2 separate regions of the Homo sapiens genome follow, and region 2 is linked to region 1. Evidence: read pairs that join two places in POLR2A ChIA-PET (ENCODE). Cell type or tissue: OCI-LY7. All regions are shown on one strand.

Region 1 (8,000 bases):
TTAGCCAGGATGGTCTCGAACTCCTGACCTCATGATCCACCCGCCTCAGCCTCCCAAAGTGCTGGTGTGTCCGGAATTGGTGGGTTCTTGGTCTCACTGACTTCAAGAATGAAGCCGTGGACCCTTGGGGTGAGTGTTACAGTTCTTAAAGGTGGCGTATCCAGAGTTTGTTCCTTCTGATGTTCAGATGTGTTCAGAGTTTCTTCCTTTTGGTGGGTTCCTGGTCTCACTGGCTCAGGAATGAAGCTGCAAACCTTCACAGTGAGTGTTACAACTCTTAAGGCAGCGCGTCTGGAGTTGCTCATTCCTCCTGGTGGGTTCGTGGTCTCCCTGGCTTCAGGAGTGAAGCTGCAGACCTTCGCCGTGAGTGTTGCAGCTCGTAGAGGCAGTGTGGACTCAAAGAGTGAGCAGCAGCAAAATTTATTGCAAAGACCAAAAGAACACAGTTTCCACAGCATGGAAGTGCACCCCAGCGGGTTGCCACTAGTGGCACAAGCAGCCTGCTTTTATTCTCTTATCTGGCCCCACCCACATCCTGCTGATTGGTCCATTTTACAGAGAGCTGATTGGTCCATTTTACAGAGAGCTGATTGGTCCGTTTTGACAGGATGCTGATTGGTGCGTTTACAATCCCTGAGCTAGACGCAAAAGTTCTCCACGTCCCCACTAAATTAGCTAGATACAGAGTGCCCACACAAAGGTTCTCAAAGTCCCCACCAGAGTAGCTAGATACAGAGTGTCGATTGGTGCATTCACAAACCCTGAGCTAGACACAGGGTGCTGATTGGTGTGTTTACAAACCTTGAGCTAGATACAGAGTGCCAATTGGTGTATTTACAATCCCTTAGCTGGACATAAAGGTTCTCCAAGTCCCCACCAGGGTAGCTAGATACAGAGTGTGGACTGGTGCCTTCACAAACCCTGAGCTAGACACAGGGTACTGATTGGTGTATTTACAATCCCTTATCTAGACATAAAGGTTCTCCAAGTCCCCACCAGACTCAGGAGCCCGGCTGGCTTCACCCAGTGGATCCCGCACAGGGGCCGCATGTGGAGCTGCCTATCAGTCCCAGGCCGTGCGCCGGCACTCCTCAGCCCTTGGGTGGTGGATGGGACTGGGCGCTGTGGAACAGGGGGCGGCGCTCCTCGGGGAGGCTCGGGCCGCGCAGGAGCCCACGAAGTGCGGGGGAGGCTCAGGCATGGCGGCGGGCTGCAGGTCTCCAGCCCTGCCCGGCGGGAAGGCATCTAAGGCCCGGCGAGAAATTCAGCACAGCAGCTACTGGCCCAGGTGCTAAGCCTCTCACTGCCCCGGCCCGCTGGCCGGCGGGCAGCTCCGAGTGCAGGGCCTCCCGAGCCCACGCCCACCCGGAACTCGCGCTGGCCCACAAGCACCGCGTGCAGCCCCGGTTCCCGCCCCCACCTTTCCCTCCACACCTCCCGGCAAGCTGAGGGAGCCGCCTCCGGCCTTGGCCAGCCCAGAAAGTGGCTCCCACAGTGCAGCAGCGGGTTGAAGGGCTCCTCAAGCGCGGCCAGAGTGGGCGCCAAGGCTGAGGAGGCGCCAAGAGCGAGCAAGGGCTGTGAGGGCTGCCAGCATGCTGTTACCTCTCACTGGGATTACAGGCATGAGCCACCGCGCCCGGCCTGAGGTAAGTTTTAGAGCAGGAGTGAAAGTTTATTAAAAAGCTTTAGAGGAGAAACAAAAGAAAGTAAAGGACACTTGGAAGAGAGCCAAGTGGGCAACATGAGAGATCAAGCGTGTGGTTGACTTTTGACTTAGGTTTTTATATGTTGGCACACTTCCAGCGTCTTGTGTCCCTTCTCACATGATTCTTCCCTTAGGGAAGGCTGTTGGCATGCGCAGTGGCCTGCTAGCGCTTGGGAGGTGAGCATGCACGGTGTGTTTACTGGAGTTATATGCATGCTTACTTGAGGCATTCTTCCCTTAGCAGTTGATTGCCCCTAGAACCCTAGAGGGTCATATACCAGTTAAACTCCACCATTTTGCTTCTTAATGCACATGCTTGAGCCCACTTACCCAGCCCCTGAGATCTTACTGAGAAGCTACTGATCACCAGTTCCAGGTTTTTTCTTTATATTGGAAGACTGCCTTTCCCTGGCACTGGCTGCAACCAATTATTATTTTAGAGAGACAGTTAACAACCACCTGACCATCACCTAATGATCACCTGACATTACTGGTTGGTAGGTGGGGAGCCCTCTCCTGCTCTGCTCATGCCTGACTAGCTACCTATGTAACATGACCACACTCTTTAGGAATGTACAATAATTATAATATGAAATGGTCAGGGCCATCTGTAAGGTAGTTAGAAACCATGAGGGTACACATCTCTCTTCTGGGAAGAGTAAGGAAGCTTCAGAGAGAAATTCCTAGAATCTATTCCACTGCACATTTTGACAGGGCCCCAAAGCATCCCAGACTTGCAGGCACTTTAGAATCAGAACTTTTACCCTTGCATATGACTGATTTATTTTACAATGTGTCCTGGAAGTAAGATAGTATAGTCTAGGTTCTTTCCCTGCAGTAACTGGACCAGGTATACAAAACCTCTTTGGTACTCAGAACCATTATAGCTTATGAAGACTTCTTCAGGAATATTAGAATTGCTAATTCGGGTTCTCTTGTCTCTTACAGTAAGTAGAATGACCCCAGTGAATCCAAGTGGCCAAATATTTTAGGCTTGTCTGATTCTACTGCTTCCATGCAAATCTTGTATGGAAGTGGGGGAAAAAGGCAAATCCAGGGTCACACAGATTATTAGAAAAGAGGTTAGAATAAAATGTGGTCACAAAAATCCTCATCGGATTCTTACAGTAGATCATATGATTTGCTTTTCTGTGTGCCTATATGAAAAATATGTACTTATTGACAAAAATATATGAGTAAATATGTTCAATAAATCAATCGCAGCTATGTTTTAGATAGATGATTGGAGAAACTGTCATGGACCTAAGAATCACACTTTTTCTCTTTACTGTCAACAAGTTAGGATGAATCATTTTACTCTGAAGAATAAGGATATGGTTATTTCTCATCATCGTTCAAGCTTGAGTGTGTTCAAGCTTGAGTGTGTCTAAGAGCCTTTTCCTTCAAGGAGCCAGCATGCCATCCACGGAACTCACAACACTGGTTGCCAGAGTTCTCTGCTTTAGAAAATAAAAGTGGGTTGGCTATGACTTCTGTGCTTATTCACTACACCTATGCCTAGAGTCCCTAAAGATTCTTTGGTTGCTTTTGACAATTGCAAATTGTATCTACAGCCACATTTCCATAGTCAATTCAGTGGTAGCTGATTTGAGAACTGCTTCTTGATGTACTAGCACAGTATAGAGATTTTTCTACTTTGAAATGGCTAAAAGCAAAATTATAGGCTGGAAATATGGAAAATATTGTATGATGCAGAGGACCTTAAAATGCTTTCTAGCTTTAAGGTCTAAGATTCTGCAGAGTGCTTAGAATTAATTCTTGATTGTACCCTCCCTACCTCCAGCCCAATTCTCTTTTTGCAAGGATTTTTAAAGAATCAGAGCTGAATGTTTCAATGTCTGTCACCATTTTATCTGCATTTTCACAAGCATTTTAGCGATCATGTGAGTCATTTCTTTCTCACCTCCCACAAATAGCGTGGGTTAAATGGAGCTGTGGGAATTTTTTTTTAAAGTAATAATTCTGACTTCACAATCTTTTAAAAAGACATTGCTTGCATTAAACAGACACACACACACACACACACACACACACACACACACTCAGCAAACAACCTACCAATACTGTTGCTTTTGAATGTTCTGTAAGGTCGAATGCCAATGATTTGTGTTTTGTTGTGTTACGGTTGCCCAGCCTCCTTGATCTATTGTAGGCAGGGTTAAATTACAGAGTGAATTGGGGGACTGACCTCATTACATCATCTGTGCTGAATCACTGTCCTACAACTGTCGTCCTGAAGGCTCGGGCCAGACGTGGTAGTGCTGTCTTTCATTAATGTTACATTAATATGATCAAGAAGATACTTTCTTCTCTTGCTTCTACCCCCACCCCCACCCCTCAGGTCTCTCATTTGCTAAACAATCAAATGCTTTCAAAATCCTGCAAAACAGCTTTCATTTTAAGGTTCTGATCAAAGGACTTGCATTGCAACATCCCCAGTATTTTCACTGCCCTCTAGTGGCTGTTTTCAATTACATTTTGTTTTACAAAGAGGATTGTATCCTTGTTTCTTTACCGTGTTGGGTCTCAAATAAAAAGCTCTGTATGGCAAGTCATCTTCTAAGAACGTGATGTTATTGTGTTTGAAAAGAACAAGAGAAGAATGAGCAATTTTAATCTCGATTTGGCCTCATCTTTGCGGCTGTCTGAAAACTCCAAACCTCTGAAGTGTTAAGTAAATTAACCCACATCTTCATAGCCCCCATTGGTGAATGCAATGGTTTAAGAATACTCGCTCTTTGAAGACCAAACTGCTTTTGTCTGCAACACTCTATTTAAGGGAAAACTAATTCTGGAATCCTGTCCAACCTCATAGCATTCTGAATGATTTCTACTTCCACTCTAATTATCAGCCAGAAGTATTATTTGTAATCATCAGCTTTCAATAATTTAAATAGGTAGTTGTTTGGCCAACTGTTTTTATTCAAAATGCCACAAAAGCTAAAATTCTATGTTGAATTTTATCCAGATGCTGTCTTCTTTTAGGACATGCCAGCTGAGACAGAGCAGTTGTTCATTTTTTTAAAATACCATGTCAGAAGCACATTTTTACTTCATGAATTCAACTGCAATCTAAAACGAAGACTACAGATTTATGTCTCAGTTCAGTTCAGTTGCTTGCCAAAACCAGAGGGAGGACATTTTTTTAAGAATTAATTTAATGGCCAGGCGCAGTGGCTCACACCTGTAATCCCAGTGCTTTGGGAAGCCAAGGCAGGAAAATCGCTTGAGCCCTGGAGTTCCAGACTAGCCTGGGAAACCTAGTAAGACACTCATCCCCCCTCCCCAGAAAAAGTCAAACTTGGTGGTGCATGTGCCTGTAGTCCCAGCTACTCGGGAGGCTGAGATGGGTGGATCATTTGAGCCCAGGAGTTCAAGGTTACAGTGAGCTGTGATGGTGCCACTGCACTCCAGCCTGGGCAACAGAGAGAGACCCTGTCTCAAGAAAAGAAAAGAAAAATAATTAACTCAGCATGCTAAATCACCAAACATAACCACACCCAAGCTATTTTATTCCTCAGAGACTATGGAGATGAGCTTTTCATTGTCTTTTTGAATTCTAGCAAGAACAGTTTTGGTGGTTCCTTTTTTTTTTAATCAATGAAAACAAAGCCCACTGTAAATAAATGTTTTCATGTATCACTACTTAATACTTCTATAAGGGTCCTAAATGCCTTTTGTCTACGTTTTCTTTAACACTCTTCTATACAAAGTAGATCAACCTCTTAATGTCAAAAAGAACTGAATCAGACAAAATCCAGATTTCTTAACAAATTTCTATTGTCTCAAACTTTTTTTAGTTCAATAATATTTTCCTTCTGGACAGCGAAGGAAATCCCTCTGAAATGTTCCAGAGCTGTACAATTGCAAAATTGAAAAGTTAGGTTAAAGGTTCTTCTGTGAAATTTGCTAGAGTTTGCAAGTCCCTGATTTTTTCACTGAACAATTTCAGGGAAGGTTTGTGTCTCCCTTTGTCTGGGTCTTTGTTCAAAAAGTGGCTAATTGCTATTAGCAAATGCAAATAAAAGACAGTTGCTTCAGTGCAGCTTGATTGCCAGTTCCCAGTAGGTTCCCTCCCGTTTCTAACTGTGGCTTTTCCAAGTTTTCATCCATCTCTGCAAGTCCTCCCCCTCCCCCACTCCTGACTCCCTACATTCACTGTCAGCAGATGCCCTTGTCTCTTACCTCACGGAGGAAGCAGGATCTATTTACAATAACTCCTTCAAGTTCCTTCTATTCAGTAAGCATACTTAACTTTGCAATCTTGCCCTTACCTCCTTTCTCAGGAGTGGGTGGGGTAGAGCAAAAAGACTCCTCTTTTATTTTTTTCTCTTATTTTCTGAGACCAGTCTCTCCACCTCGCTCCCATTTCCTCAGAGCCCTTGCTGCATCCTTGTCTCTTCTCTCTCATGTATCTTTCATCTCCCATTGGTCCCTGGCTTAATCCCCTCGACATATAAACATGACTCAGTTTCTCCCAGGGTATTGATTTAAGTTCTGAGAGTCCAAATAACAGCCCCCAGTTCCCTCCAGAATACAGAGGCCACAAATGGCCCCTTGAACAGAAGCTGTGATGATTTTGGTCATGTGGTCCTGCTACCCTGGCCTCATTGGATTGGATTATGGATACGGGTGGCAGCCGAAGCAGCTCAGATATGACAGCCAAAACTACATTAATGCCTGAGTTCTGTTTGGGTTCCTGTTTGCAAGCAATAGAAAATAATTCTGGCAAATTTAACCTCAACGCGGGATTCCCTAGAAGGATATCTGTGTCTCACATATCTACAGGAGCTTGGAGGACCTTGCTTTGAAAAGAGACAGAAACCGAAGTGCTTTGGGGCTGTGCATGGGAGCACAGCAAACGTTACATCTGAGGAGCAACAGGTTCAGCTTACGGCCTCTGCTGCTTCTTCTTCAATGGGGTGGCCCAGAGCTGTCTCTACACTTGTCTGATAGGAAGAGGCCAAGTGACATGTGTGTTCCATAGCTGGGCTGGGCAGGAAGAGAGAGCGTTGGCCCATTGGCTACTGTGTGGAATGTGGATTCCATTTCTACATCTACGTAGTTGGAGATTCCTCCAAAAGGAAATTGGAATGTCAACAGGAGTTGGGTGCTGGATAGCCCAAACCAATGAATGGTGGCTACAGATGGTTACTCTAACACAATGAGGCGCTCTGTTGGAGAGCATGAATGTGAGACACAGAGAGAGAGGAGTAGAAAGCAGGAGGAACAGAGACGCAATAGCAGAGAGAAGCAAAGATGAAATAGATTAAAAGAGCAGCTGGGAGATAGGGAAGTCATGTCATGAAAATGGTAGAGTCATGTGAGTAGAAAGGACAGATGGATATCCACTCTGAGGAACGGTGAGACAATGGGTGACCATAGGTACTGGGTTGCTTGTGACACTGGAGCTGGCACAATTTTGGAGGAGAATGTAGTATTACCTAGTTCACAGGCTCTTGAGTCAGAGAATCATGGGTGTCCCTGGGATTCAAATCCCAGCTTCATCACTCACCTGTCCTGTGACTTCATTTCTTAACCACTGCATGCCCCAGTTTCTTCATCTGTGAAAACTGTAATTACGACACATGGTTGGTGTAAGAAAGGAAAATGCATATAAGTGCTGAGCATAATTCCTGACATATTAAATGTTAGCTGTTATTATTGCAATTGTTATTTTATGTCTCCCAAAGTTTTGCAAATCCTATTCTAGTCCTTTATCTTCATAAAATATTTCAATTCATCTTCTATTTTTAAATTACATTAATTTTTTAACTTTCATTTTAGGTTCAGGGGTATGTGTGCATGTTTGTTCTATAGGCAAATTGCGTGTCACAGGGGTTTGGTGTACAGATTATTTCCTCATCCAGGTAATAAACATAGTACCTGATAGGTGGTTTTCTAATCCTTACCCTTCTACTACATTCCACCCTCAAGTAGGCCCCAGTGTCTATAGTTCTTTTTTTTGTGCTCATGTGTGTTGAATGTTTAGCTCCCACTTATAAGTAAGAACATGTGGTATTTGGTTTTCTGTTTCTCTGTTAGTTTTCTTTTCTTTTATTTATTTATTTATTTATTTTTGAGATGGAGTCTCGCTCTGTTGCCCAGGCTGGAGTGCAGTGGTGCAATCTTGACTCACTGCAAACTCTGCCTCCCGGGTTCATGCCATTCTCCTGCCTCAGCCTCCCGAGTAGCTGGGACTACAGGCGCCGGCCACCACACCTGGCTAATTTTTTTGTATTTTTCTTAGTAGAGATGGGGTTTCACCATGTTG
Region 2 (8,000 bases), 60 kb after region 1:
CTCTTTGGCTCTTAGGGAAGGTGTGTTTCAAAACCTGTAACAGGAGTCCCCGCCTAGAATGGCTCTTCAGTGTTACTCCTTCCTCCCAGCGGAAGCAGCCTTTGTTTTTTGTTGGGTTTTTTTTGTTTTTTTTGTCTGTTTGTTTTGTTTTTTGAGATAGGGTCTCACTCTGTCACCCATACTGGAATGCGGTGGTGTGATCACAGCTCACTGTGGCTTGGTCCTCCCATGCTCAAGAGACTCTCTTTGCCTCAGCCTCCTGAGTAACTGGGACCAAAGACATGCACTACCACACCCAGCTGATTTTTTTATTTTTAGTAGAGATGAGATCTTCTCTTACTGTGTTGCCCAGTTTGTCTCGAACTTCTTGGCTCAAGTGATCCTCCCACCTTGGCCTCCCAAAGTGCAAGTGAAAGCCACTGCAACTGGCCAGAAGCAGCCTTTGATGTTGGGTCTACTGCTGCCCTCAGCATTGAAAGAAGTTTCAACCATCCTTTTCACATTTTTTTTTTTTTTCTGAGACAGTCTCACTCTGTTGCCTAGGCTAGAGTGCAGTGGTGTGATCTTGGCTCACTGTAACCTCCACTTCCCTGGTTCAAGTGATTCTCCTGCCTCCTCCTGCCAGAGTGGATGAATGGTTCTTCTTCTTCTTGACCATCTAATCATTGTCCACTCAGACTTTAAAACTCTGCATCAACATCACCTTCCAGGTTCTTCCTTCTCTCCACTATGCGATGCCTGGCATTGAAAATTTCTGTATATGACTTTATCATGGTGTGTTATAGTTATTTAATATAGCTGGGGTTACAGGTGTGTGCCATCACGCCCAGCTAATTTTTATATTTTTAGTAGAGATCAGGTTTTACCATGTTGGCCAGGCTGATCTTGAACTGCTGACCTCAGGTGATCCGCCTGCTTCCACCGCCCAAAGTCCTGGGATTACAGATGTGAGCCACCACGCCTGGCCCCTTTTCACATTTTTTTATACATGGATAAATAAGATAGAGATTAGAATTCTTACATGCTAGGTGTATTTTCCCTCTGATAGTTTTACAAAATAGTCTAGGTGTAGAATGTGTGGAACAGACTTCTTTTGTGTTTTCTAATCCTAGGGTTCCTGGGTTTCTGAGAATTTGTTTGTCTTGAAGATTCCTTTAAGCCATATACTCCTTGCATGCTTGTCTGTGCCCCTGCCTTCCAGGTACTATGGGTGTATGGGGGTTCCTTCTATCTTGAGTTTTCAATTTTATTTTTTGAAAGAGAATACAAAATAGGTTGGGTCCTATGCCACCTTGTCAGTGATATGGTTGTGCATACTGTTGATATCAGTTAAAAGGGTGATCACAGGAGCATATATATATATATGTTTTTTTTTTTTTTGCATAAGGCCATAAGTTAAACAAAGAATTCAAACAAAGACAGTAGGTATATGAGTGAGAATGCTTTAATTGAACTGGTATTTGTACAAGGTGACACCCTGTTGCATACCACACACCTCCTCCCTGAGTGACTCAGCCGCTGAGCAAGAAACCTCTGAACTGTTCACTAATACAGTCAGGTAGAGGTTGAGACTCCACTGAATAAACTCTAGGTTCCCATTTCTTTCAGCCAGATCCTCCCAGGGAATCACTACAGGCTGGTTAGCCAAAAAGTCCTGATTTTCTGCTCAATAGAGGTAAGTTGAATTATACTTGCAAACAGAAATACATCTGCTGTATGTGCACAGCTTTCTCTGTGTTCCTTACAAATGATTAAAATTAGAACTTACTGTATTATCTTTGTCTTTTCTTCCTGTAAATTTTGACAGCCTCCAGCTGGCTGTTAGCTCTGCTCTTCCTTGCTGTACTTTTAGGTCACATTGCATTGAACTTCTTGGCAATTTTACACGTTATGGGCATCACAGAAACGAGCACCTATTTGATTTTCTGGGTGGGAGCTGTCAGCTGGTGAATCCTGCCACACAAAGGATAATAAATTCTTTAAGTGAAGGGACCAGCACCTGCTGGTTTATTTTCTCAAGCGACTATACAAACATTTTTTAAAGGATCTTTCTGTTTTCATAAATGATGCTTTTAGTGAAATAGTGAACTCAAATATTGCTTTATAGTTAATAAGTCATATTTATTTTTTTCTCTACTGCTAAAAATATTGCAAGTTGCTGAGCTATGAGAGAGAGAGAGGTTTATATTTATGAGGTTTTTGTCTCCACCCTATCTTCCCCAAATAAGAAAATCACCATTTCTCACTTGAAAGTACCAAGGAGTAAAGGCAGGGTGTGGGAGCAGAATAAGGGTACATGGTTCCTCACAGGGATCTGTGGGCATCTGGCCAACTTCTCTATGGTATATTCTGCATTCTAACCTAAGGAGTGATTAATGTATATGGGGGCAATTTTCAAACTTTATTCATAGCCTAGTCCTGAAAAACCAGTTTTGGGAGACTTTTGATAAGGCTAGAAGAGTTCTTTTAACAGAGCTTTCTTTTATAATTAATAGCTAAGCTGACTTGTGTTTTTTCTCATCATTTCTATTTATGATACAGAGCTGTGGGATTCAAATGCAGGGGCCACTCACAGCTTGCAAATTGCAGCTCTGTGTCCTCCAGAGAGGTGCCCCCACAGCATACCTGGCTCTATCTGTAGTACTTGAGTTCTCATGGCTTCCTATTGCTGACAAGGTCACCTGCAGTCTGAGAGGGGGTTAGACACACCAGTGCTCATTTCCCAAAGGTTTACAGAAGAATTTTACAACTTGGCTTTCAAGTGTTTATAGTAACCAGAAAACTAAAGTGTAGCAAGTGTGGATAATTTTATTTTTCATAAAATGTGATTACATTTAAAACTGTCTTTCACTTCCATAGTTTATAACGTAGATAAAGCCTTCCTAATATATGTGGTGCTCCAGTGTTTAAAGTATTGGAAACATCAATTTGAGAAAACTGAGAAATGACAACAGTAAAAATTTTAGTAAAACATTCAGATGATCCTAAATGTCGGGATATGCATAGAATGCCAACAACAGGCCAGAATTTTTATTGGAATGTTAGCGTCGTATAAATCTTAGATCTAATTGACAGAATATTTCAACTGAAACGGAGCATAGGCCCATCTAGTCTAATGCCTGAATTTTCTAGTTGAGAAAATCAAAGCATAAATGTTAAGCAACTTGTGAAGATCAGAGTAGCAGAACCAGAGCACGATGCCAGATTGCTTGTCTTTTGTCTTACTGAATTTTCTCAATATTTTTTCAAATGCTTTTTATCATAAAATATGTAGTAGCAATAAATGAGCCACACTCCATCACAGACTGTGGTTACCCAGCACATGTGGAAATATTATAGTGTGTATGGTATGACTAAGACATAATAGAATACGTTTTCCAACTTGTGGCTTATGGAATCAGTGTTGCCGTTTATTATATTTATGAGATTTTCATCTCAGGAGCCAGTAGCCCCTCAGCAGGGAGGGGATCTGATGTATGTGTGTTAGCTGTGGTCTGTACAATCAGAACACCCTTGCCTCGAATGCCATTCTGTAGGTGATGCTTACCTGACTGCCTTCTCAGACTACCAGAATTATGATGAAATACCTGAGAGGTTCATATTCCTGGGGACTATGTAAACAAAACAAATTTTGAATGACTGAGCTCATACTGTGGAATGAACTGAACACAATTCACGAAGCCGTCAAATTAAGCAAACATTGTTTAACTGAGAGTATCTTATACGGTTCAGGCATCAACTCCCAGCATTTCTTAAGAGTGAGGGGATAAAATCTTTGGCCTTGCAGTCCAAGGGAAATCTTTATTGGTTCCATATGGCTTCGCTTTCTGTCATTGTCCTGCTTCTAGACCATTTGTTGATCATTTTCCATTTTCTTTGGCTGGGTACTTTGAAATAAAGATTTTAGGTATTAATTGCTGCATACATAGCTGGAGTTGTTCAAAGCTCACTTCTGAATCAAAAGTCTTTTTTTTTTTTTTTTTTTTAAATGGAGTCTCGCTCTTTTCCCCAGTCTGGAGTGCGATGGCACAATCTCGGGTTACTGCAGCCTCCGCCTCCCATGTTCCAGCGATTCTCCTGCCTCAGCTTCCTGAGTAGCTGGGAGTACACGTGTGCACCACCACACCCGACTAATTTTTCTATTTTTAGTATAGACGGGGTTTCACCATGTTGGCCAGGCTGGTCTTGAACTCCTGACCTCAAGTGATGTACCCGCCTTGGTCTCCCAAAGTGCTGGGATTACAGGCATAGCCAATGCGCCCGGCCTTAATCAAAAGTCTTTATCAGTTATATTCCTTAAGTGTTTCCAGCTTACCATTGTACAAATGGTAAACTGTGATTTTTTTCCATGAACTTGTGATTTTGAAGCTCGGGAGAAGCTCTTCCTCACATGGATGCTTTGCCAAATGACAGCTACACGTACTAGACTTTCATTTCATGTCGATTACTAAATTTTTTAAGGACATGAGTCATCCTTTTATTGTGATACTTAATTGGAACAGTGAATTTTATAGCTACCTATTCAATGACAACTGGTTTACTTCTAGATACAAGAACTGATCATCCTGAATCCTCCTTGTAATAGTATACTTGATAGCTCTAAAAATCTGAATAATTTATTCTTTGTCTGTAGACCCAAGTTTCCCTGACTCTAAAATGTGATTACGTATCCTTCATATGAAGCCTCCTGGGGAAAGACAGTGAACTATAAGCCATATTTTCCAAACTGAGATATATACATCCCAGGAGACTGTGTCAATGTTCTAGAAAATGCAATAAAATTATGAAATAAGCATGGCACATGTCTGTATGGAGAGCTAATTTTAGTTAAAAAGCTTTGGAGAAAACTATCCCTATTGCCCTGCCCTCTCCCCAGTTCTCCCCAGGGTTCCCTCTTTTGTCATTAGAGATGCTGTGTGTAAAAGTTTAAAAGAAATTTATATACAAATGCATGCAGTGAGCTGAAATCTAGATAGACTTGAATTTGAACCATGATTCCATGTGGACAAACGGTGACATGTATGAGTATGCCTAACTCACAGCACCAGCAGATAAAAAGAAAAATTAGGATTCTTGATGAATAATTAATAGACATATAAAATTATGTAATTATATATTATATACATATTTTATAATATACATAGCATATTACATAATGGGACATATATGTATAAAATATGACTCACAATAGCACAAAAATATAAAAATCTAGAAAAAATCTCTACAAGAAAAATTTAAAATCTAGATTTAAAAAATAACAACATTTTATAGTAAGACATAAAGGTGAAAGCGGACCTTAAATGTCAGTTCTTCCCAAACTCTTTTTATAGAATCTATGCAATTTTAGTCAAAAGTTCCAATAGAATATTTATCTTGGAAACTTAGAAAATAATTTTTTTTTTTTTTGAGACAGAGTCTCGCTCTTTCACCCAGGCTGGACTGCAGTGGCTCTATCTCGGCTCACTGCAAGCTCCGCCTCCCGGGTTCACATCATTCTGCCTCAGCCTCCCGAATAGCTGGGACTACAGGCGCCCACCACCACGCCCAGCTGATTTTTTGTATTTTTAGTAGAGATGAGGTTTCACAGTGTTAGCCAGGATGGTCTCGATCTCCTGATCACGTGGTCTGCCCGCCTCTGCCTCCCAAAGTGCTGGGATTACAGGCGTGAGCCACTGCGCCTGGCTGAAACTTAGACAATAATTTTAAAGTTATCTGAAAGAAAGGAATAAATGAGAATAGCTGATAGAATTTCTAAAAAGGAAGTTAATGAAGGGTGCTGTGCTACTAGATATTAAAAATGTATGTATCAGAAAAACACAATAATAAAAGTAGCTTGTTTTTATTGTAAGAAACTAAAGACAGTTTTCTTGAGGAAAACGGATAGCCACAAAGCACATTTAAGAATATGTAAGAATTTAAAGTGTGACAAAGGACGTATCATATATCAACGAGAAAGGGATTTATTCTCCCATTACCAAAGTAAATCCACATGGATTAGAGAGATTACATAAAACAACAAAATATATTGTAAAAATTAAAAGAAAAATAAATATTTAGTTAACCTCATGTTTGTTCAACAAATATTCCTCTAGAACTGATTATGTACCAGGTACTGTGATAAGTTTTGAAAATCAGCTGTGGAGAAGATGGGCTTGGCCACTGCTCTTAAGATGTACAATGTGTGAATGTGTGCGGGTGTGAGTATGTGTGTATACTTGTGGGTTGGGGGTGGGGGAAGATTATTCAGCCATACACACAGTCTTAGGTGATGTTATGGAAACTCTTTGCTATTTGAACACATAGTAGGGCTCATAACTCAGCCTGGGGAGGAAGGAGTGGGGCAAGTGGCGATGGTATCACAGAGTGATTCCTGGAGGATATAGAATGTGTGATCTGGAAGGTGAATGGAAGTCTTTCCTGAAGGAAAATGAGGGGTTGAGGGAAGTTCAGGAAGAAGAGTGTTTCAGGCATAGATAGAATAAGCAATAGCTCACAGGTGATGAAAAGGATGGAGCCCCAGGCACTGGAAGGAGTTGCTGTGGCTGAAGCCAGAGTGTGAGTGGGAAGTGGGGAGTTGGGGGAAATGAGGCTGGAGGGTATGGCCTTGTCAGCCTTGTTATCAGTTCGATTTTATCCTGACAGAAAGGGAACACCCTTGAACGACTTTAAGTAGGTGATGACTACTTTGGCACCAGTGAGGAGGAGAGTGGATTAAGTGAGGAAGTCTGGAGATTGAGAATGTAGCTGGGAAGCCGTTGGAATAGTCAGGAGATTATGGTAGTTTGAATTGGTGTCTTGCAAATAGAAAGATACACAAGAGATGTTGAATTATAGGACTTGACGATTGCTTGGATTTCAAGGTCAGAAAGAAGATTGATGGATGGTCTACAAAGATGGCTTTTAAAGAGTGAAAGTGGAAGAAATTATAAAGGGAAAAATAGGGAATGCAAAATCAAAAGCTTCTGATACAAAATTTATAATTAGAAGCTAAATGAAAAACTAGTAAAGATGAATGTTCCTGACATATAAAGAAAATGAGAAATCAGTAAGAAATATATAATAATTGTCAATGGATAATTTATAAAATAAGAAAGAAAATGCCCTGTAAAGTGAAGAAAAATATGCGAGTAAAACAAAATGATTCTACTTTCACCTATTATATTATTAAAAAGATTAATGAATGATAATTCTAAATGCTGGCAAATGAGTGAACACTCATATGTTGCTGGTGGATGATAAACTACTATAAGATTTACGGAAAGAAACTCGACAATAGGGATCAAGAATATTTTAGAAATTATACATCTTGGCAAGTAATTTCACTTCTCGGATTCATTCAAAGAAAATAATCAGATACTTGGTGAAAGACTTTTGTATGGTTTTTTAGAAACAACAGAGGAATGATGTTACATTGATAAATAAAATGAGATATTTTGTAGCTGCAAAATAAATATTTAAATATTCTTAAATGGCATTGGAAAATGCATATCAGTAGGCTCTAAATGGGCAAAGAAAAACCCTGGAAGAAAATTACAGTGATTGATTAAAGGTGTCTGATTTTTTTTTCCTTTCTTTATGCTTTCTTGTATTTTCCACATTTTATATATGCTTTCTTGTATTTCCACATATGTTCTAAATATAGTGAGAAAGATTTATGTTGTGTAAAATTGGGATACAGAACAGCTACATGACAGAGCTTTTGTGAATATGAAATACAGTAAAGTATTTAAGATAACTAACAGGGTTTTGGCTCATAGTCTGTGGTCAAAATTTGAGTTTTTACTCATTTAACTTGTATTTTCAGCTAGAACTGAAAATAGCCCCTGATGGGGCTCAGGTGATAGATAACTTTTATTGGATAGCTTTTTTATTAATGAATATTAGACCAGTGTTTTTTGTAAAATGAAATAATTATAGGCCACTATTCATGTTAAAGCTTGCTGTTATCATTCTGCAGAAAAGATGGGCTGTAAGAAAAAGAGCTGGTGAGGGTTGTGTAT

Evidence for each region. Peaks named below come from ENCODE experiments on the same cell type or tissue, not always from the same donor. Only the 100,000 strongest peaks of a DNase experiment are listed, where the experiment ranks them.
Region 2: POLR2A ChIA-PET joins it to region 1 with 12 read pairs; 3 of 35 experiments call an interaction of 5 or more read pairs at or near these places.

The regions. Positions count from the first base shown.
Region 1 is chr13:77,474,412-77,482,411 of GRCh38, forward strand. No RefSeq gene overlaps it. Among named protein-coding and RNA genes, the nearest start is that of SCEL, 57 kb to the right of the region's middle. RefSeq lists enhancers at 3,410-4,054, 4,055-4,697. In OCI-LY7, CTCF peaks have their summits at 4,187 (motif pointing left) and 4,390; a DNase peak (open chromatin) is centred at 4,160; H3K4me3 peaks cover 1,004 bases; H3K27ac peaks cover 542 bases.
Region 2 is chr13:77,534,150-77,542,149 of GRCh38, forward strand. It overlaps SCEL (sciellin), which reads left to right and starts at 1,557. Exons shown (of 33, transcript NM_144777.3): 1 at 1,557-1,675. In OCI-LY7, no CTCF peak of the experiment used is centred here; no DNase peak of the experiment used is centred here.